3 separate regions of the Mus musculus genome follow, and regions 2 and 3 are each linked to region 1. The links are chromatin loops, found by intact Hi-C in ENCODE. Cell type or tissue: gastrocnemius. All regions are shown on one strand. Links, peaks and the distances in the headings refer to the core of each region. The heading gives the core; the rest is flanking DNA.

Region 1 (7,777 bases), core at 1,906-5,905:
CATATTAATGATCTGGTTTTTTTATTCTATCATGCAGAGTGGTACAATTTTGCAACTGAGAGCTGAAATCCTGTATTAGCTATTGAGTGTGTGGTAAGGAGCGTACTGAAAACATTCTGAGGCCGTATCCCGTCATACAGAGATGAAGAGATACTCTCCTCGGTCTCCAGACCATCTTTTCACCTTAAATCTACTTACATCCCCTACCCAAAATGCTTGATGGCTCCTAGTTGGGAACTACAAAAGACAGGAAAAGACTTAACTAGAGAAATGCAATTTGGTGGCACGGCTTTATACAATGTTGAGACTGAAAGGGCACTTTTCTTTTTTTTTTTTTTAATTAATATTTTTTATTACATATTTTCCTCAATTACATTTCCAATGCTATCCCAAAAGTCTCCCATACCCTCCCCCCCACTTCCCTACCCACTCATTCCCATTTTTTTGGCCCTGGTGTTCCCCTGTACTGGGGCATATACAGTTTGCATGTCCAATGGGCCTCTCTTTCCAGTGATGGCCGACTAGGCCATCTTTTGATACATATGCAGCTAGAGTCAAGAGCTCCGGGGTACTGGTTAGTTCATAATGTTGTTCCACCTATATGGTTACTTAGCACTTTTCTAAAACCTTTCCACAAGTGACAAAAGTAATTAGAGCAAATCCAATATTTGGTAAAATATTAAGTGTTATTTAAAAGAGATGATAATATCAGCATTAGCCCATGCCCACACATGTATTTTAATTGCCTTGGGGTGGGGTGGGGGTGGAAGTGGAGGGTGGAAAAAGTATTTACTTAACAGCTCATGGTACATAGCAAAAATCAAGACTTTACCTTTATTTTCTTCCGATGTTTGATCTTTGGTACATTTTTATCAGCAGGTCTTACTATTTTATCTGCTTTAATCCATTCATCATATCTAAAATTAAGAGAAATGAGCATAAATATGTAAACTATAAGCCACTGAAGGAACTATACTACATTCACATAGAAACTAAAATATTTACAACTTCCAAGGCTCTTAGAGATCTGATGAGTATGCAATCAAGACATCAAAGAGAGTCAAACTGACTGTCCCATGGTCACTACCGAATGAACCAAACCCTCCTAAACCCTCTAGGTTCACTACTCCTCCACTCAAACCAATCATGCACAGTAAATACTGAAAAATTATAATCTTTTCTACACATTTGTTTTGCGTTTAAGCAATGGGTAGGAATTTTCCCCTCTAAACCTACCAAGATAGCATGCTATAGTTAAGTAACACTCTGATAGAAAGCCTCCTATTGCTATTTAGAGAATGCAAATAACCCTGGGGCAGGGAGGCGCTGCTCAGAAAATGCTAGAAAAACATTCATCTGCCCTAAGTTTTCTGTGCCCTAAAAAGCTTCTTTCATATAGTTACAAACATTGAAGGGTCAACAGAGCTATGATGACGTCTCAATTCAATGTTCAAAGTTCAGGATTTTGCAAGGTGCAAAATACTACTGACTACATTAAACTATTAAAAAAAAAAAGAGTACTTTTTTCCTTTAAAAAAAAAGCTAGGAAAAAAACATTAGAGGCGGCTGGAGAGAAGAAGTCTTGTAGGTTAAGAGCACTGTGCCTTCCAGAGGTCCTTAGTTCAATTCCCAGCAACTACATGGTGGCTAACAATCATCTATAATGAGATCTGTGACCTCCTCTGGCCTACAGGTACACATGCAGGTAGAATGCTATATACATGATAAATAAACAAGACTTAAAAAAATTAGAAAGTAATTCAGTCATTCTCTGTTTCAAAGCTATACCCATAAAAGAATGACTATTTGTCATTTGTTTATTTATCTGCCTGCAGTACTGGAGATTAAAAACTATAGACTTGCATATCCTAAGCTATGACTCCAGTCTTTAATAACAAACACAAAATCCTGAAAATAAGGTTTAAGATTAAAATGTCTTCATTATTACAAGCATTTATAGTGAAGTAACAATGGTCCCAAATCAAGAACTAAATTAACAAGCTGTGATGAATCAGGCCTTGAGAGGCTAACGGAAGAGTTTCAGGAGCTTCAGGCCAGCCTGGCTACAGATGTGAATTACAGACAGTCTGGGTTACAAAGAGCGACCCAATCTCAAAAAGCAACCACCCTCCTGGAGGGAAAAATTTAATTATACAAGTCATCATTTGATTAAACATGTTTTCACGTTATGACAAACAGAAGTCCTACAAGCATCTAAAGCAACCCTCAGGCGAGTGTTTCACAGGCCAGTATGAAACTGCTGACTCAGCTCCACATTGTAGCACACCAAGACTCCTCCTGGCTAAACCTGATGGTGGCCATAAAAGAGATAATGAGTTATAGGATGCATTCTGGACACATATCAGTGTCTCTATAAGTGTCCCACTGATTGAACCATTCACAACATCAGCAGTCTAACACATTAGTAAATGAAAACTAAACCCACATGCCATATATGTGTTTTAAGGCTCAAATGTATAATACCTGAGAAAGCTGCAAACCAAGTATTGCTTTTCCTTTGGTACTTAGCCTGATACAGTAGTATACACTTAGCATTACAGTACATTTTTGCCTATCACAGCAGCATCAAAACACTGCATTATGCTTAAGAAAGCCATTTAGGGACAAAGGATCCCTGAGTGGTAGAGTACCAGCTCCCCAGTCTAACATTTCCTAGAGATATCACAGTTTTATAAGAATGAATAGGATTCTAGATGTACCTAGAGTTTCAGATACCTGAGAGGAGGAGAATCATTTGAGCCTAGGAATTCAAGGCCACCCTGGGCAACACAGCAAAATCCTGTCACAAGGGGCCAGAAAGATGGCTCAGCAAGTAAAAATACTTGCCATGCAGACTGAAAACTTTGAGTTCCACCTCTAGAACCCAGTAAATGTGGAATGAGAGAAATAGCTCCAAATTGTTGTCCTTTAACTTTTACATGCACACTGTGGCATGCACATCCCGCAAACATACTCCTCGCGAATAATAAATAAATTTAAAAGTAGAACCAAACTCAAGCCAGCAATGATGTCAAAGCCCTCCATGCGTATGTGAAAGAGGTTAAGCAGCAGTAACATCCTTATCAGACGGCAATGGGAAGACCAACTAAGTGAAAGGTACTCAGACCTACAACAAAAGCTGCAGTGCACTCTGCTTAGGCTACATGAAATTAAGACTTATAGATACTATTACTAATATATGCTAAAAAGAGACAAAAATACACTCATTTTAAAGATAATGGAAGTGGATATTTGGTGCAGACAGAAAACAGGAAATTGAGTTCCAGTTCAAATATCTTTTCTTTGTTTTGCTTCATTCTGTGTAGCCCTGGTTGTCTGGGAACCTGCTCTGAATATCAGTTTTGCACTGAGACACTGTTTCAATGTAGTGTGGACTAGCCAGAATTTGCTATGTAGCCGAGACTGACCTTGATTCCTGACCTTCCTGCTTTTCACTCTGGTGTAGAGATTATTGAGAATTCAAATATCTTCTAACACTACAAAAAGCCCAATGTTTTTAAAAAGAAGTGGCAAAAATGAGAAAAATTTCAACTAAGAAATAGAAAAGCAGGAGCTGGTGAGATGGCTCAGCGGTTAAGAGTCCCAATTGGTCCTGAGTTCAAATCCCACCAACCACATGGTGGCTCACAACCACCTGTAACAAAATCTGATGTCCTCTTCTGGAGTGTCTGAAGACAGCTACAGTGTACTTACATATAAATAAATAAATAAATAAATAAATAAATATTAAAAAAAAGAAATAGAAAAGCAAAATATTTTTAATTTTTTTCCCACTGAGATACCTTATTAGATAGAACATTTATTCATCCCTCAAAATACAACTTTAAAGGATACTAGAATTGCTGGATATTGTGATGCATGTCTTTAATCTCAACACAAGGGGGAGGCAAAGGTGGGTAGATCTCTGTTGAGTTTAAGGTCACTCTGGTCTACAAATTGAGTTTCAGGCAAGCTAAGCGCTACATAGTGAAACCCTGTATCAAAAACAAAAAATACCTGAATGTTGGAGCTGAACACATTAAAGAACACCTATAATCTATCACCTAGGAGGCCAAAACAGGAAAATAAAGAGCTCTGAGCTAGTATGGATACAGAGAGAGACTCTGTCTCAGAAAACACCAACATTAACAAATAAGAATAAAAGAATATACTGCAAGTGTATAACAGCCTTATCCTCTTGACTATCATGATTCTCCCTGTACAGGAGGGCTCCCCCGAGTTATTTATTGTTTTAAGAATCAATAGGAGGGAACTGGAAGATAGCTCAGCAAATAAGAGGTACATAGACAGAGTCCAAGGGCATCTGCATTCACATACATACACACAGACACATGAAAAGAGTGAAGAAAAAAATAGGCTAAAAAAAAAAAAAAAATCACATAGGATACCAACCATTCAAAATAATTAGGAAATGGGAGCAACCTAATTATCCATTAACAGGTGAATGGATGATGAAAATGTGACATACATTTTTTATATATATATATATATATATATATATATATATATATGTGTGTGTGTGTGTGTGTGTGTGTGTAATGAAATTTTATCAAGCTATAAATAAAAATAAAATCATTACACATGCTGGAAAATGGATAACCAGAAATCATTATGGTAAATGAAATAAGAGCGGTTCAGAAAAACAAAACAAAACAAAAAACAACTTCGTGGTTTCTCAAATATGCAGACTCTAGACTTTAAGTTTTAGATAGATGTATGTAGAGTTGTGAGTGTAGATCATGAAACTGGAATGGTAATCATGAGCATATATCTTAATGGGGAGCAACATGAGAAAGAGAAGGAAGAGACAGGATAAGGGGGAGAATGGAAGAGTAATACCAGTAAGAACAAAGTATGGGTGAAAATGTCATAGTGACTTTAGAAGAGAATCACAATACAAGGAATCAAGGATATGCATTCGAATATGGATCTCCACTGAGCAGAGAACACTAGGATTACAACAGCAACTCTATGTAACAGTTGTTCAGATGAACCCTGTCAAATTACTGTATTCCTGTTCATCAGTCAGCATGCTTCATGATGTTGAGGTTCAAGCACAGTCTTATGGCTATATGAAAGCAGAGAGACTGACTGGATGGCTCACACACCCATCTGCCTTTACCTTTACTAAAAAGTACCAAGGAACAACAATGGCCTCTTCATTGCAAGAAAAGACAGGACAGAAGCGAAGAGGACTTTTGTTGTCTTGTGTTTTTCCTATTCAAGAACATATTTAAAAAGTTAAAACAAATAGTAAACAAATTAGGCCTGATTGTTTTAATTAAGCAGTATAGTTCAGGGGTTAAACACTTTGTCAGTATAAGCAAGGCTCTAGAATTGAGCCTTAGTACTACCAAAAAAGGAAGAAAAAGAAGGACTGGTTAGCCTCAGCTTTCCAATTCCATTATTAGTAATTATATAATAATTTTGTACATAGAACCTTGATAAGCATCTGATATACATCTAAACTGCTAGGCAAATACAAATGCCTAATCTGAGAAGACACATACTAAAAGTACTTAATATAAAAGATTCACATGTCTTGTGGCCTGAAAAAAATGGTCAAAATTATATAGAAAAGCGTATTTATTCAATACATATCAATGCATTCAGCATAAAGTTACAATGTAGCACTTATCTGCAAGGAGCATACAATTTAACCTAGAAGACAATGCAAAATAGTAATTGCACGGTAATGATACGAACCTTTTGAAAGAAGACGTCATGTCGGATGTGACCTTTTTAATATGTTGACAATACTGACACATTGCAAAAGGAAACCATTCAGAGACAGCTGACTACTTGCTCTCACCAGAGAAAACTACAAGCTCTGAAAAGCTTTCTGACTTTTGTTTGGCTGTGTTGGCAAATCATTTGGTGATAATAAAGCAGCAGACCGTTGGTCTATAAAATGGTTATTATGCCCACTTCGACAGATCTTCTGAAACCCAGCTTTCAAAAAAATACTTTATGCACATAGTAATATATACCCAGCCATACCTTTAGCTAAAAAAAAAAAAAAAAAAAAAAAAAGCACACAGAAACAGGTGTTTTAAAAATACTGTCAGAACAGCTGGACATGGTGGTCCACGCCTTTAATTCCAGCATTTAGGAGGCATAGATAGACAAGATCTCTGTGAGTTTAAGCCAGCCTGGGATACCCAGCGAGTTCCAGGCCAGCCAGGTATACAGAGTGGGACCCTGTCTTAAAGCAAAGCAGAGCAAACAAAGCAAAAACAAATGTTCAGAGTAAAACCAAGTTGACACAATTCTTTAAAACTATCTGAAATAAATGTAAAGGTTATTACAAAGAAACACCCCAAATAATTAGCTATTAAGTTAAATACCAAAATTCTAAAATGGTACTAAGTAATTATTTAAAAATTATTGACAACATATTTTATTTAAAATACTGACACATAGCTAAAGGAAACCATTCAGAGACCGCTGAGTACTTGTTCTCACCAGAGAAAGCTACAAGTTTCTCTTACTAGTAAATCCATAAAATGACATGAATGCTATTCATCAAAATCAAGAATAAATAGCAGCCTGGCAGTGGTGGCACATGCCTTTAAATCCAGCACTCAGTAGGCAAAAGCAGGCCGATTTTTATGAGTTCAAGACCAGCCTGGTCTACACAGAGTTCCAGAACAGCGGGAGCTATAGGGAGAAATCCTGTCTCGAAAACCAAACCAAACCACACCACCCCCACCAAAAAGAAAAGAAAAGGAGGGGAGGGGAGGGGAGGGGAGGGGAGGGGAGGGGAGGGGAGGGGAGGGGAGGGGAGGGGAGGGGAGACAGTCAAGCATTATGGTACAGCACTTAGGACACGAAACAGGAGGATAAATAAGGTCACCCTCACCTAATCAGGAAGTTCAAGGCCAGCCTATGCTACATAAGACTTATCTTCACCACCACCACCCTCAAAAAATATAACTGCAGATGGACAGAAACATGACTATGACAGCATTCTTGTATTTAAATTTTGTCACAAGAAGCTCAACAAAACAGTATAGTCATTCTAACAATAGTATTTCCTAAGGATTCTAATGCTAGTGTCTGTCGATAGCTAGAGAGGTAACAGGTAGGGTCGAGAAAACACCCTGGCCAAGTACAGACCAAGCTCAGACCACTGCAAATGGTTAAGAGCTGTGTGGCACTAATTGCAAAATGTATATCCCCAAAGTTGAGTTTTTCAAATAATTGATTAAGTTTCAGAAATTGTACTCGTACATATTTGAACAACAACAGAAATGTACTTATTAGTTTGTAAATTATGATATGGAACATGTCCAAGTGGATGTTTTTGAAACATCTGCCAACCTCTAAAACTACTCAGTGAGACAGACCTAGGTTTAGTCAACAGTCTGAACTGAAAATACAAATCAAAAATCAAGGCTCTCCGGTATAACCATAATGGAATTGTTAATCTTTTTCATGAAGTTGATGCTGATTTTCACTTGTACTCCTGCACTGTGATTAATTCAAAAGTCAATCTCTTCTAAAACAAGTTTACAAGTATTTGTTTACAATCATCAAATGAGGTACATTTTACGGGCCTTTAACTACTACACTAAAGAACAAAGGATGATTTTCCAGAGTATTTGCTTTTTTTTTTCCCATTATTACAATAATCTCAAAGCAAGAACATGATGATTTTGCATGGTTTCCTCAGCACACTAATTCCACTAAATGGAATACACTCAGGTACAACAAAACAAGGGTAGACTAGTCTAAAAAAAGAACTAGAAAACTA
Region 2 (7,777 bases), core at 2,465-6,464, 110 kb after region 1:
TGTGTACCTGTTCATGTGCACATATGTATGGGTACACATGTACTCAGAGTGGCCATAGGTTGTTGTCAGACGCCTTCTATCTCTCTACATTAAAAAATTCATTGATTGTGTATGTGGTTGGGAGAGGAAGATGACTATGTGGAAGTCGGAAGGGTCTGGGATCAGACTCAGGTTGTCGGGCTTGGCAGCAAGTGCCTTTGCCTTCTGCGCCATCTTGCCAGCTTCTCTCCACCCTGTACTCCACCCTGTATTTTCAAATAGGGTCTTTTTTTTTTTTTTTGAACCTGGAATACACCAATATGATTTGACTGGCCTGGCAAACCAACAAACCCCAGGTATTTCCCTCCCTCTCTAATGCTGGGATTACAGGTGAACACCACCACACTCAGATTTTTTACTTGGGTACCAGGATCCAATTCAGATCCCTCTTGCACAAGCATTTTATGAACCTTGTCTCCAGGCCTCTCACACAGCATTGAAGACTCTTTGGTAGTCCTTGCTTACATGTATGAAATCCTGGTTTCAATCTCATTAGCTCAAAGAAAGGGGGGTTCACTCCATCATCTACCACTGCTCTTCTAGTATCACCCTAACACATCATACTTTTTTAAAATTCTGAGGTAAGACTCTTATTACTCAGGTCAGTCTTGAGCTTACTCTGTAACCTAGGCAGCACTGATTTTGCCATTCTCCTGCCAAAGTCTACAAAGTAGGTGAATGACAGACCTGGTAACACACCCAACAAATTTTAGTTTCCAGACGCACCACCCATGTTGTTCCTTTCCATCCAGTGTCTGTCTCCTTGTATCTGAAATACTTTTCCCTTTCTTTGGCTGGCAAAATCTTTACCATTCAGCAGGTATGAACCACATCAGAAAACTTCCCGTGGCTTTCACTTAGCTGTCCTTTCACAGCACATCCTGTAATAATCACAGGGTGGAACAAATACTCCAGAAAGTGCTTTAGTGTTCTGTGTCTTCTACTACATTGAGAGCAAGCCAAACTGCTGATGCTACTCAGTCACACTGGCTGCCACACCAAAGCAGTTCTTAAATGATTTATTTAAAAGAAAAAAAAAAAAAAATGCCAAAGCAGAAAAGGAAGCAAAGAAAGGGAAAAGAGGAAGAGAAAAAGTATCCATGCATACCCAGAACTAAAAAGAGGGCACTTATAGCCAATCAGTGTGTTTACATGGTCCAGGCCAGTACTCACTGAGAGAAATAATATACATGAAACAGCACCTAAATCACTCATTCCCTGAACATTATAATGTCTAAGCCACCTGGCCAATTCACTCCACAACTTACTGCAATATAGTAAGAATGTTGGTAACATGCACAATATAAAAAGCAGAAACAGACTTAAGAAAGAAAACTAGGAATCAATCTGACACAGTTAACTGTAAAAAGCATTTATGAACTTCTATAGCCTACCTCCTAATATATCACCACTGATGCTAAAACATTCCACCAACCAAAGTATGAAAAACATGAGGATTATTGAGATGGTCAGCAGGTAAAGGCCCTTACTATACGGCCTTATGGCCTGAGTCCAATCCTGAGGACCTGTTTGGTGGAAAGAGACTTCCATAAGTTGTTCTATGACCTCATTCAAGTGTATACACACACACAAATAAATAAATGTTAATATTTTGTCAGAAAAGAAAAAAACATGACACCAGCAACCTCTACCCAACAGCAGTGTCCACAGCGACGGCAGCACAAATCCCAAAGCAGACTGCTTTTATGTGACAAGACACAGTTCTCACAGACTACAAGATCTCCAGACAGACACACTAGTCATAACTATGCTTTGTGTAAATTGGTTTTTGAAGGTTGTACAATAGGGAAACTGCTTTTCTACATTTAGACTTTTCTACATTTAATGACTTTAAGACAAAAGCTTATCATTATCTCAATATACTGACACAATAAAATTCTTAGTGACATTAGTAGTTAAGACAAATAATTCAAACTTAAAACTTGCTTCAAAGTAAAATTTGTTTGATAAGATTTAACAGACAGCATAAAATCACTCTGTAGCTCAAATGTCATTTACACACATACACACACACACACACACACACACACACACACGTACACAAGCTACATAAAACTGTTTTCACACACAAAATTGAGCCTGATATACTCAACACCAAACAGCTTTCCTTCATTTTATTTTTTTTCTTTGACAGTCTCACTATGCAGCTTAGTCTGGCCTCAAACCCACTAAGGTCTGTAGCCTCTACCTCCTGAGTGCTGACAATTAAAGGGGTGTGCCATTACACCTAGTGGAAACTTCTTTTTTTAAGATTTATGTTTATTATTTTTACTTATGTGTGTGTGTGAGACTATGTAAATAAATGCTGCAAGAAGTGGAGGTGAGAGGAGGTTAGATCTCTTAAAGCTGGAGTTATAGGTGCTGGGAACCCAACTCCTATCTACAAAGAGCAGTAGGTTCTTAACCACTGAGCTACCTCTCCAGCCCTTGGGGGCAATATTTTAGTACTAGAGATTAGTAAGAATAGATTACCCCAAACTTCCTAAGCTAAAATTAGAAAGTTTCTTTATAAAGTTGAAAGTTTAACAACTGTTTTAAACATTACTAGTAAAAAGTACCTTTATATTAAAAGCAGTTACAGATACACACAAAAGTAGAATTTGTTTAAAACCATGAAACTTTTAAGGCTAAAGTTTCCAACATATTTATTTTTAATTGTTATTTTGATTATTTGTTGGGGACAACAGTTTCCTGTAGACTTGTTGCCCTCCAACTCAATATGTAGACCAGGCTAGCCTCTAACCCAGGCTGTCCTTGAACTACTGATCCTCCTTCCACCAATGGGAAGTGGAAACAGTCACGCACCCTCACACCTGACTTACCTACCTACTTCCTTCCTTCCTTTTTTTCTCTTCAAAAAGAAAAGTTTTTTTTACACAGAAAATGAAAATTAAGAAAAACAAAAACATATTGACATCTTCAACTCAGTACCTCCCTTTCAGACAAACATTTACTGAGAATTTAAGATGTGCCAGACATCACAACAGGAACTAACAGATTACAACATTTATTCCAAATGTATTCAGCTTCCAAATGTATTGTGCAGTATACATTTATCAGTTAACCTAAAGCTTTCCTCCAGTCATACCCAACAACAAGACAGATATATGCTTTCCCTAAAAACTTCACTTTGCCCTAAGACACTCACTTTTCACTATTTCATACAGGTTGTACATCTGTGACAAACAAAAAGGTTCCACCTCTCATACAACACTGGTTACATTTTCATTCATATGAAAGACAGGAACTTAGAAAATAAAAGCCAAGCCTCTACAGAGCCCCAAACTCAAAAAGAGGAAAAAAAAAAAAAAAAAAAAAAAAAAAAAAAAAAAAAAAACCTTTAAAAGGGTCTAAACTGCTTTGTACAAGAGACAAACACAAAGTGGCAACAGCATTTGTAGTCTACAAACAGAAGCTTTTGAAACTGTACCTGGATGCAGTCCTACAAAAGCAATCCTCACTGGATTAATTAAAATTTAAAAAAAAATTAATTAAATTAAAAAAAAAAAAGAATCCCAAAAGAACTGTCAAAAGTAGATGTCATTTACATTCTAACACTTCAATACACACGCTTTCCAAGCATATCTGAATTTGTAGTAGATTTTAAAGAAAAATTTTCCAGTATCAAAGTTCCAACAGTTAAATCTAGATATTTTCAGATACCTAAAGCTTTTCATACCAATATGAAAAAAAAAAAAAAACTAAAACAGCTGTGATTTATTCCATCAATACACAGACTACTTCTTAGACACATTTCTTAGAAGCTATTCTGTGGTCAACATGTTTACTTCAGTACAACCTGCCCATTACACACAACATATCTTAAAAGAGTCAACTCCAAGATCAGTACACCAACAGTGAGAAAAAGAAACCATACAGAAACCTAAGTCCCTAGAAATACAAGGCACAGCAGGCCAACTCGGGTTTCTTTAGGGAAGGAGCACCAAACTGCTTTAAACATCTTCAGTATTTTGCTTTCTGCTTAAAATTTACGGTCCCGGTCACATAATCAAATGACATTTCCTTTCATCATTGAACAGAGAGAGAGACCCACTACAGTTTCAATATTCAGGTTACTAGACCAGCTTTCCGTTTTACGATTTAAGACGCTTTAATGTGTGCAGTTGTTCCTTCGGCTCCATGCAAAAGGTGCTGTTCTGTTTGGGAAACCTGAACAGCTTGGGTGAGGTTATCTCCTAACTGACTCCATAACTTCGAAACACACAGCCTGTGGATGTTCGCTCCAGCTGACCCTGTCAGGGAAAGCTCCACACCGAGCCACTCCACACACACACACACACACACACACACACACACCTGCCTCTGCAAAACTCGCAGGCCTGCTACAGCCCCGACACTTCCTGAATTCGAAAGCCACTCAAACTGGCTAAGTGACGCCTTACCTTCATGGTGACTCTGGGGCCGCGATCCCCACGGCGACACCAGCTTCACCTGCACCTGGAGGGGAAACAAAGACACCGGGTCAGCACCACCGGCACCACCACCACCCCCGCCCCAGGCCGTAGGGGCGGGGGCGGCACCGAGCGGGGCCAGGAGCCCCGAGCAGGCACGCGCCATCCCACCGCCCCTACCGCCCCCACCGCCCGCCGCCCCATTGTCGCGACTCCACGGACTTTTCCCCCGTCCTCCACGATGACGCCATTTCTGTCAGAAGAAAACTCACAACAAGCCCAGGGTCCGGCGCGGCCTGAAGCGCGGCTGCGACCGTCCAAGCCTACGGAACCGCGATGCCCGGAGCCCCCGGACTGAGCCCTCGGTGAACCGGCGGGCCCTTGGGCTGCGGAGGCTCGGCCCCACAGCGTCCGCCCGCGTCCCGCCCGAGCCAAGGCCCACAAGTGGGAGCCGGGACCGGGCACCGAGGACATCCAGCTCCCAGCACGGCGGCCCGAGGCCGCCGGGCCCACGGTGCGGCCCGGGTAGGGCGGCTCCGGCTCGGCGCGGCGGGGGGCGGGGGTCCCAGGAGGCCGAGGCCCCGCTGCGAGCGCCGACTCAGCCCCGTTGCCATCTGCCCCGATGCGCGGCCCGGCCCGGAGCTTCCCCCATAGAAAAGAATGTCCCTACCTCGGGCACAGACGAGGTCTGAGCCCTGCGGCCAGAGCCCCCTGATCCGCCTCCCCCCACCCCCAACACCAGCAGGCCTGTGGGGAGAGAGAGCGAAGGAGCTGCGGGTCCGCCGGCGGCCGGGACTCCGGCTCCGACTCCTCCTCCTCCCGTGGCGGCGACTGGTACCTTTGTTTGGCGGCCGCTCCGGCTCCCTCGCGGGGGGAGGGGGGCGACAAAAAAATCCCTCTCGGACGGAGGTCCGGGCCCCGGTCTCACAGCCCTCCAGAGGAACACGGCGGCCGACCTTCAGCGGCTCCCTCCGGGCAGAAGTCCAGGCGGTGGCCGTCGCGGCGGCAAACTGCGGCTCGAGACTCTCCCTCCGCTCCAGCGCCCGAGCTCCTCACTCCGGACTCGACTGACGGGCAAACATCGCTTTCCCCCCTCTCTGGCCCCCCTGCCCCTTCTCCCCTCCCCTCGGCCCTTTGCCCCTCCCCTACCTCTTTCCCGGATGCCTCTCAGACGACCTAGGATTGGGTAGGATTCTTTGGAGCCCGCCTCTTCCAAGTTTCTATTGGTTTGAGCGATGCAAACAACGACGCCATTTACCCACCAGTTCTATGGAAACAGAAAGTTATCCCTCAATACTTTCTGGGAATTGTAGTCCAGTCTTCTAGGCCAATCGGTAAACTGACGGACATTAGAACTACCAAGACCGCAATGCCCACTTGCCTGCGTTCGACGAGAGAGGGGAGGGGAAGGAGGCGCGGCCATGAGGCAGAGGGGAGGTGGCATACGACGCCTGCGCAGTGTGATAGGGATGGCGTATTTTCTTGCACTGAGTGCTGCGGCGTCGCTGGCCGCTGAGGAGGGCAGAGATTTCTGTGTGAAATAGTGGGAGGGCTCCAAGGAAGCCTCTTGAAGAGCCGCAGTCAGAACAATAAATTGAGAAGTCGATGTGGGCACTGCTAGTCTCGTACCGGCGGCGGCTTCAAGTCTGAGATCATCGTGGAACCGTGAGCAACAGCGCGGTGGCAGGGGGGACCCGGATGGGGAGCGGGGGAGGGGGCGGTACGGAGGAGGAAGCAGTAAGGAGGGAGAGAGGACCCGGATGCTGACCCGGCTCGGAGTGACTGCCGGCCGGGTGCTGGGATGAGGGGAGGCAGAGGAGCTCGGAAAGAGTGGAAGGGCCACCGGTGCAGCGCAGGGAAGAAGCCCGCCTGCGAGCTTATTACAGCTATGCCTGTGTGGAGCCCTTTCTTTTCCTTCAGAGCCATCGCCCCCCGGGGCTTGGAGTCAAAGGTTCTTGCTATGCGCCTAACAGCTGAGCTCGGTGACCCATATCTGTGTCGCTAGTCTCAAGCCAGAGCCGGCCTATTTTAAAAAGAGAGAGAGATACTTTGCATGAAATTTTCAATATTGTATGAATGTTTGATGCTCAGAGTTCACCCTCTGAGATGTTAGAAGTCCTCATGTGGAAAGAGGGGATGTATAACTTCCTGAACGGAAGTCTAGTCAAAATGAAACCTGATAGGAGGACCTTTGGCTTCGAGAGGTATAGAAAGGTTTTCCTGAGAGTGTGAGAACTAAGCTTGACTCAAGAAGCCAGCCAGAGTTACTAAGGGAAGTCCCTAAAGGAAAGGAAACCTGTTTCAGGAAAAAGACTTCCCAGTAGGAAGAACTGAGGCCCAGAGAGGTGAGGTAGGAATTTTGATCCAGTACCCTGGAGACTGAAACAGGATGACCCTGTCTTCAAAAAAGGAAAAAAAAAAAAATTAAAAACAGTTTTTATCTGGTCCAATGGCCCAGTGAACAATAGGATATCTTGGATTCCTAACTTGAATTGCTAAAATGATAACGCACCCAAAAGAAGAGGAAATGCTTAGCATTGTGGTGGTGACAAGTGCTAAGACCAGCCTGATCTACAGTATGAGTTCCAGGCTAGCTTAGGCCACATAGACCCTGTCTCAAGAAAAAAGTATATAGAGGACAATTAGAGAGGCAGCTACAATTGCATTTCTACAGTGGAAACAATCTGTTTGCATAAATACTAATCTACTCTTTGAACAAATTGCTACGAGCTTTTCATTTTGAAAGTGGGAAAATGGTGTCAGATTCAGAGACATTCTGTAGTGACTCCATATAAAACTGAGCTTGTGCCCCTCAGCCATTATTACCTCTTAAATTTAAGTCTAGTACACGAGAAGCCGAAAAGTCTAACTGTGATAAATTGACAGTTGTGGATTTAAAAAAAAAAAAAATTTTTCAAGAGTGTATAGAACTCAAACTGCCTTAGGCTCTTAAGAAAAAAAATACCAAACATTGTTTCTCAGTATTCACAAACATTGAGTTCTCATGTTTACCCCTCCACTGATAATACTATGTGTAAATATTTTGGGGGAAAGAACATTAATGACTCACATGAGTATTGTTAATGTGAGTGAGCAAAGGGAAGAGTGTTTAATTCATCACTGGTAGAGAAATAGGAAAGATTAAGAAAACTTCAGAATTTAAAGGACTCTTAATTTCTGTGCAGACTGTCACTTGCTGTCGACTAAGAGGCAAATTCTTGAAAAGTGACCTCATTATTATAAGTTAGGTCAAATGTGTTTTCCAGGATGCAAACAAGATAGCAGCTGGCTTCTTGCTACCACTC
Region 3 (7,777 bases), core at 2,465-6,464, 140 kb after region 1:
AAAACATTGCGTTTACTCTTGTTCTCCCTCATGCCTTAGCTGGTTAACTTTTTCTTTCCAGTTCTGGAGGGATCAACACTACACCTTTCTATGTAACTATGAACTCCCTACGGTGATTTAGTGCCCATAAGCATGAAACATTTTTGTTTTTTAGATATGAACCCCCCTCCGCTCCTCCCATCTCTCTTGCCTCGACCTTCCCAGTGCTGATTGTAATTGCCATGAGCCATCACGCCCAGCTATGAACTTTTAGTTCGCGTCTTGAATCAACTACAGTACGCAAAATCGACTGGTCCCACAGTCCTTCGGGGTTGCAGTTCCGGTGTCTACCTTACCAGCACTTCGCGACAATAGGGTTCGCGTTTGGAAGGGCTAAAGTGGTTTTCATCACTTCCTCTGCGGAGGTGGGACTTCCGGTCTCCAGATACTTCCGCCTAGAGCCGAAAGCTTCGTCGCTGATTGCGTGAGGGTCTCTGGGTGCTGACAGACCGGCAGAGGGAAGGTGAGCTTCGTAAGGTCGTGGAGCTGAGGTGGCGAGCTGCCCAATGGGGCTGGGTTGCCTGAGTGTGTGCTTTCTGCTCCGAGACTTCTCCGGTCGGCTGGGCCCCATTGTGGGCTGACCCAGCGGAAGGCTAGTGCGCCTGCGCCAAGCGCCTTCTGGATCCTCCCCACCCCTCCCCCGTTAACATCTGGGCGTGGGTCTCAAGTGATGCTGCCATCTCTTCCTTTTGACGTTTCTGGTGGACAGCGGTGGAGGGTGGTGGGAGGGCAGAGAGGAGTATTCAGATTTTTTTCCCTTTTTTTGAGGGGGATATTTTATTTACATTTAAAATGTTATCCCCTTTCCCGGTTTCCCCTCCGGAATCCCTCTATTTCATCCTTCCTTCCCCTGCTTCTTTGAGGGTGCTCCCCACCCACCCGTCCACTCCCACCTCGCCGCCCTGGCAGTCGCCTACACTGGGGCATCGAGCCTTCACAGGGCCAAGGACCTCACCTCCCATTGATGTTCAACAAGGCCATCCTTTGCTACATATGGGGCTGGAACCATGAGTCCCTTCATGTGTACTCTTTGGTTGATGGTTTAGTTCCTGGGAGCTCTGCAGGGTCTGGTTGGTTGATATTGTTCTTCCTGTGCGTTGCAAACCCCTTCAGCTCCATCAGTCTTTTTTTCTCTAACTCCTCCGTTAGGGATCTTGTGCTCAGTTCAATGGTTGGCTGCTAGCAGCTGCCTCTGTATTTGTTAGGCTCTGGAAGCGCCTCTCTAGAAACAGCTATATCAGGCTACAGTCTGCACACTTCTTGCCATCCACCTTAGTGACTGACTTATCTCACTCAGGATATTTTCTAGTTCATTCACTTGCCTAAGAATTTCATGAAGTCATTGTTTTAATAGCTGAGTAGTACCCCATTGTGTAAATGTACCTCATTTTCTGTATCAGTTTCTCTGTTGAAGGACATCTGAGTTCTTTCCAGCTTCTGGCTATTATAAATAAGGCTGCAATGAACAGAGTGGAGCATGTGTCCTTGTTATATGTTGGAGCATCTTTTGTGTATATGCCCAGGAGTAGTATAACTGGGTCCTCAAATAGTACTATGTCCAATTTTCTTACAAACCTCTAGACTGATTTCCAGAGTGGTTGTACCAACTTGCAGTCTCACAAACAATGAAAATGTGTGTTCCTCTTTCTCCACATCTGCTGTCACCTGAGTTTTTGATCTTAGCCATTCTGACTGGTGTGAGGTGGAATCTCAGGGTCATTTTGATTTGATTTCCCTATGACTAAGGATGTTGAACATTTCTTTAGGCGCTTCCTGGGCATTCAGGATTCCTCAATTGAGAATTCTTTCTTTAGCTCTGTACCCCATTTCTAATAGGGTTATTTGGTTCTCTGGAGTCTAACTTCTTGAGTTCCTTGTATATATTAGATATTAGCCTTCTATCAGATATAGGATTGATAAAGATCTTTTCCTGATATGTAGGTTGCCGTTGTGTCCTGATGGCAGTGTCCTTTGCCTTCAGAAGCTTTTCGGTTTTATGAGGTCACTTTTGTTAATTGTTGATCTTAGAGCTTGAGTCATTGGTGTTCTGTTCAGGAAAATTTCCCCTGTGCCCATGTGTTCGAGGCTCTTTCCCACTTTCTCTTCTACTAGATTAAGTTTATCTGGTTTTATATGAAGGTCCTTGATCCACTTGGACTTGAGCTTTGTACAGGGAGGTAAGAATAGATCAATTTGCATTCTTCTACATGTCAACCACTAATTGAACCAGCAGCATTTGTTGAAAATGCTGTCTTTTTCCCACTGAATGGTTTTAGCTCCTTTGTCAAAGATCAAGTGACCATAGGTGTGTGGGTTCATTTCTGGGTCTTTCTTGCGCGTGCTCGACTGGCCAGGAAGAATGATGTTACAACAGGATCCTTCTGCACACGTTTATTGGGAGAGATTGATTGTAGAGGCGAAAAGACCCCGAGCCCAGAACTGGTGCTGCTTTTATAGGCCTAGGAGAGGCGTGTCTCACACCCGGATTGGTTATGCACTAAGCCTCATTTGCATGTTCCTCATCTGATTGGCTCCTCTCTCTCAGTACCTTACAGAACCTCATTATCATACCTCATTTGCATGTCTCACATCTAATTGGTTATACTCTCAGTACCTTACAGAACCTCATTATCATGCCCGGGCCAGGCAGTGTCTTTGCAAAAAACTTTACTGCATATGTACACGTTGGTTGTTTGTCCAATCTTATGCGTGGTGGCCAGCAGTAGTCAGTGCCACTCAGCAACGGCACATGTGGCTTCCCACAGGTCTTCAATTCTATTCCTTTGCTCTTCCTGCCTGTCTCAGTACTAATACTATGCACTTTTTACCACTATTGCTCTGTAGTACAGCGTGAGGCCATGGATGGTGATTCCCCCAGAAGTTCTTTTATTGTTATTTCAATATCCTGGATTTTTGGTTATTCCAAATGAATTTGCAAATTGTTCTTTCTAACTCTATAAAGAATTGATTTGGAATTTCGATGGGGATTGCATTGAATCTATAGATTGCTTTCTGCAAGATAGCCATTTTTACTATATCAATCCTGCCAATCCACGCACATAGGAGATCTTTCCATCTTCTGAGATCTTCAGTTATACAGACCTTTCACTTGTTTGTTTAGCGTCACACCAAGGTATTCTATATTATTTGTGACTATTGTGAAGGGTGTTGTTTCCCTATTTTTTTTTCCTCATCCTGTTTATCCTTCGAGTAGAGGAAGTTTAGGAGTTCTCTGGTGGAATTTTGGGGGTCACTTATATATAGTCTCATATCATCTGCAAGTAGTGATATTTTGACTTCTTCATTTCCAAATTGTGTCCCTTTGACCTCCTTTTGTGGATTAATTGCTCTGGCTAGGACTTTGAATACTATATTGAGTAGGTAGGGAGAGAGTGGGCAGCCTTGTCTCGTCCCTGGTTTTAGTGGGATTGCTTCAAGTTTCTCTCCATTTAGTTTGATGCTGGCTACTGGTTTGCTGTAGATTGCTGTTACTATGTTTAGGTATTTGGTCCTGGAGAGCTGTGCCACAGGGCTAACTTCCCGGTGCAGATGGAGACCAGAAGGATCTTGTTTTGTGGTTCCTGAGCTCTCGGATCTCCTGGCAGTTCCCTCTTTGGCAGTTATTGCAGCAAAAGTGTTCGCCTCGTCTGTGAACTAAGGAGTAACAGCTCTCCTGGGAGACCAGATCTCTCCGGGCAGGATTTCAGAATTCTTTTTTCTTTTTGAGAGAGGGTCTCATTCTGTAATCCAAGGCGGTTTGGGAAATAATCTGAGGCTGGCCTCAAACTATCATCAACACTTTTGCTTTGCTTTAGCCTCTCAGTGTACTAGCCAGCAAGTCTGGCAATCAATAAATTTACGAATTTTTAAAACAAGGATTCACTGTTAGAAGCAGAACTCACATTTAGAGCAGGATGACCTTGAACCCGTGGCAATCCTCCAGCCTCAGAGTGCTGAGACTACATTTGTGATTCACCACGCCTTCAGAATAACAGGTTTTTTGTTTTTTTTTTTTTTGGTTTTTGGTTTTTGGTTTTTTTCCAGACAGGGTTTCTCTGTGTATCCCTGCCTGTCCTGGAAATCACTCTGTAGACCAGGCTGGCCTTGAACTCAGAAATCCGCCTGCCTCTGCCTCCCGAGTGCTGGGATTAAAGGCGTGCGCCACCACCGCCCGACCCAGAATAACATTTTTTACAGAGTTTACTACCATTTGGGGATTGGTCTGTGAGCTGTAGTTGAATCCAAGATTAGGGTGTGATTTAGTCATCCCCAAAGAAACAGGCTTGTTGAGACAACAGGGTCTATAAATGCTAATAAGAAGACTGCTCTCTTGTCTGGTGTGAAAGTTAGCCAGGTCCACTATCCATTGAGGTTTTCTACTATCTTTTTATGTCATTACTTTTTAAATTTATTTATTATATGTAAGTACACTGTAGCTGTCTTCAGACACTCCAGAAGAGGGCGCCAGATATTGTTACGGATGGTTGTGAGCCACCATGTGGTTGCTGGGATTTGAACTCAGGATCTCTGGAAGAGCAGTCAGTGCTCTTAACCGCTGAGCCATCTCTCCAGCCCCATATGTCATTACTTTTAAATTTTCTTTTTTAAGATTAATTTTTATTTTATCTGTATGGGTATTTTATATATAAGGTATGTATGTGCACCACATGTATGCAGTGCACCAGGAGGCCAGAACAGGGCATTGGATCTCCTGAGACTGGAGTTACAAATAGTCTTGGGCTGCCATGTGAATGCAGGGTTTTGAACCTGGGTTCACTGGAGGAGTAGCTAGTTGTCTTAACCACTGAGCCATCTCTCCAGCCCTAGTTTTAATTTTTCTATGTACTCATGTTACGGGTGATGTTGTAAACACTACCTGGAACTTTTGTTTGTTTTGGTTTGGTTTTAGAGGTATCTTTATATAGTCCTGGCTGTTTGGAAGCTTAGTGTGTAGACCAAGTTGGTTTGGAACTTCCCCTCTCTGCCTCTAGAGTTCTGGGCTTAAAGATGTGGGCCACCACAGCCCAATGCAGACAATTTTATAAATCATAGTTTTTATTAGGGTCTATAAAAATATTCAGAGGTTTAAGGTACTGATCCAGATCTGCCCTGATTTAGAGAAAGTTCTTCCACAGTGGCCTTGAGACCACTGGAGTCCGTCATGCCAGACCATTTCCTCCTTGTTTATTTCCTGCTGCAGGGTTTCTGAATTGCTACCCCTACCTCATCCACCTCATTTGTAATCAGATTCATTTTCAGTGCATCATTGAGGAGGAGTGTGGTGTTCTGTGTTGTTCCATGAAGGGGACTTTTTCTTTGTTCATAATTGGGTCACAGTGTAAAAGAATCAGATTCGCTAGAAGTTGGCTTCTTTTAATATTGAAGGCAATACCTACTCCACCTTTGGTTACCAGTGTCATCAGTCTCCCCAGAATGGCTTTTGACTTGCTTTTGTTAAAGGAGACCACAGAAAGCAAATTGATGCGAAACTAGTACACTTCCTATTACTCCCCTAAAGAGAATTAGTCGTTTTCTCCTTTCTTCCTCCTCTTCTTTTTCTTTTTCCCTTTCCTTTCCTTTCCTTTCCTTTCCTTTCCTTTCCTTTCCTTTCCTTTCCTTTCCTTTCCTTTCCTTTTCTTGTCCTGGGGCCTCCCTTATACTAGGTTACTGCTCTACCACTAAACTCTACCCCCAGCCATGGTAGGGTCTTGTCTGTGCTGATCTTTAATATTTGATTTTCCTACCTCAGCCCCAGAGTAGTTGCAATTATAAGCCTGTGGGTCTGGCAGGACTTTGCCATGTGACTTACTGGCCTATTGTATTTATCTCAGTTGTCTACTGAGACACTTGTTCAGCCCAAACCTTCAGAGTCATTATGACTCAGCATTTTTGTGTATTCATAACAGCTAATTCTCTGACAGTCAAAATATGTCCAAATCATCAAGCCATTTCTCAACAACACTCACCTGTTTAAAAAAAATAGCAGTGTCTCTCATAAGATTACTGTCCCTAACTACTAGTCACAGTTTCTTCTTGTCAGTTAGCATCACAGAATCTACAGGAATCGTTTTAAGAAAGTAAGATAATCTCATTCCTTTGCGGTTTTACTCTGCAGAGTCCTAACTGACCTGGCCCTGCATCATCCTTGATCTGCCAATTGCTGATCTCTCTCTCTCTCTCTACATAAATATATATATATATGTGTGTGTGTATATATATATTTATTTTATTTATTTATTTATTTTTTAGAGACAGGGTTTCTCTGTGTAGGCCTGACTGTCCTGGAACTCACTCTATAGACCACCAGGCTGGCCTCGAACTCAGAAATCCACCTGCCTCTGCCTCCCAAGTGCTTAAAGGCGTGTTCCACCACTGTTTGGCTGATTGCTGACTTTTTAATTGCACCATTATCTACCCTCAAACACATTGTAACTTCTAAGATAATAAGATTTTCAGTTTCTTTGCCTGAATGGTCTGTATGGTCATAGTTCAGTGTCTCACCTCTTCCCCTGCGTTTTGGAGTAATATCTTTCTTGGCCATCTTCCATCTTTAACAGAGCTACTGTTCTTCTTGTCCTGTTGTTTATCCCTTTCTTTGTATCATGTGATGTACCCAGTTATCTGGTATATTGTGTTTCTCACCAAAAGGATAGATGCTTCCAGAAGGCAGATATTTTCCTGCTCTGCCCTTAGTACCTAGAAAAGTGTCTGGCTTTCAGTAGGAAGTTGTAACTGTGGATTGAAGGTATTTAGGTTTTTCTACCATAATATACATGTTTACAGTGTCTGCCAGTGACCTACAACGTCTAATATGTTGTATTTTATTTGCGTGACTATTTGCATGTTTGTACATACAGGGTAGGGCATATTTGTGGCACAGATAGATGCATGTGCACATGTATGCATGTGGAGGCATGAAGTTGATGTTGGGTATGTTCCTTGATCTCTTCTATTTTATTTTTTGAGGCAGTACAGTATTTCTTGCAGAACCTGGAGCTCACAGCTTCCTGTTAATACAGCTAGCTGGCTTGTTAAAAAGGAGCCATTCTCTGCTTCCCAAGATACTGGGATTGTGAGTGGCTGCCACACAAACCCAGCACTTAGATGGGGTCTGGGAATCCAAAATCTTGTGTACAAGCTTGCATGGCAAGTACTTTGTCTATTCAGTCATCTCTTCAGCCAAGCATTTAGTACTTGCCCTTTGCAGGGGTTGGATTTTTTTCTTTTTAATTAATTTTCTCTTTTCACTTTTCTCCAGCCACTTGTTTAAAAGATACATTATTTTATTTTTCTTATAACGATTAACTTATAACTTACTATATATTCTTTATTCAAATCTATTTACAATTTTTATCCTGTGAGCAATATTTCTTATAATCTTTAAGTTGCTGATTTCCAGCAAGCTTCTTAGATCATCTCAGCACTTAGTTTTTTTTTAATATATATATATATAGAGAGAGAGAGAGAGAAAGAGAGAGAGAGAAGAGAGAGAGAAGAGAGTGTTGTGACTGTCTTAACAATAAAGTTATTAGTTAGAACTATTTTCTGGTGTTTTTCTTTGAAATTTGCTGAAGTCAACTTATACTTTATAATAGAATATGTATTTAATGCATATGCACACACATGCAAAACATACTCACTCACTCAACAACAACAACAAAGCCTGCTAAAACAAAAGGAAAAGTGAGCAAGATATGTAAGTGCGTAGTTCAGAGAAAGGGAACCTGAGCAGATGCTC

The links. A loop is a pair of places that touch in the nucleus more often than their neighbours do. Peaks named below come from ENCODE experiments on the same cell type or tissue, not always from the same donor. Only the 100,000 strongest peaks of a DNase experiment are listed, where the experiment ranks them.
Region 2: a loop joins it to region 1, with 4 times the contacts of the local background. A loop is called at or near these places in 11 of 42 quality-filtered maps.
Region 3: it touches region 1 in a loop (2.3-fold over the local background); 3 of 42 quality-filtered maps call a loop at or near these places.

The regions. Positions count from the first base shown.
Region 1 is chr13:14,174,360-14,182,136 of GRCm38, reverse strand. Arid4b (AT rich interactive domain 4B (RBP1-like)) reads right to left here. Exons shown (of 24, transcript NM_194262.2): 18 at 833-917. Among named protein-coding and RNA genes, the nearest start is that of Gm26129, 91 kb to the right of the region's middle. In gastrocnemius, for the core only: a CTCF peak has its summit at 3,900 (motif pointing right); no DNase peak of the experiment used is centred there.
Region 2 is chr13:14,061,566-14,069,342 of GRCm38, reverse strand. It overlaps Ggps1 (geranylgeranyl diphosphate synthase 1), which reads left to right and starts at 5,855. Exons shown (of 4, transcript NM_010282.3): 1 at 5,855-6,137. It overlaps Arid4b (AT rich interactive domain 4B (RBP1-like)), which reads right to left and starts at 5,559. Exons shown (of 24, transcript NM_194262.2): 1 at 5,311-5,559; 2 at 4,464-4,518. The coding sequence starts at 4,469. In gastrocnemius, for the core only: no CTCF peak of the experiment used is centred there; DNase peaks (open chromatin) are centred at 4,837, 5,583, 5,875 and 6,179; H3K4me3 peaks cover 2,912 bases; H3K27ac peaks cover 2,457 bases.
Region 3 is chr13:14,032,263-14,040,039 of GRCm38, reverse strand. Tbce (tubulin-specific chaperone E) reads left to right here and starts at 402. Exons shown (of 17, transcript NM_178337.3): 1 at 402-502. In gastrocnemius, for the core only: a CTCF peak has its summit at 4,462 (motif pointing right); no DNase peak of the experiment used is centred there; H3K27ac peaks cover 1,980 bases.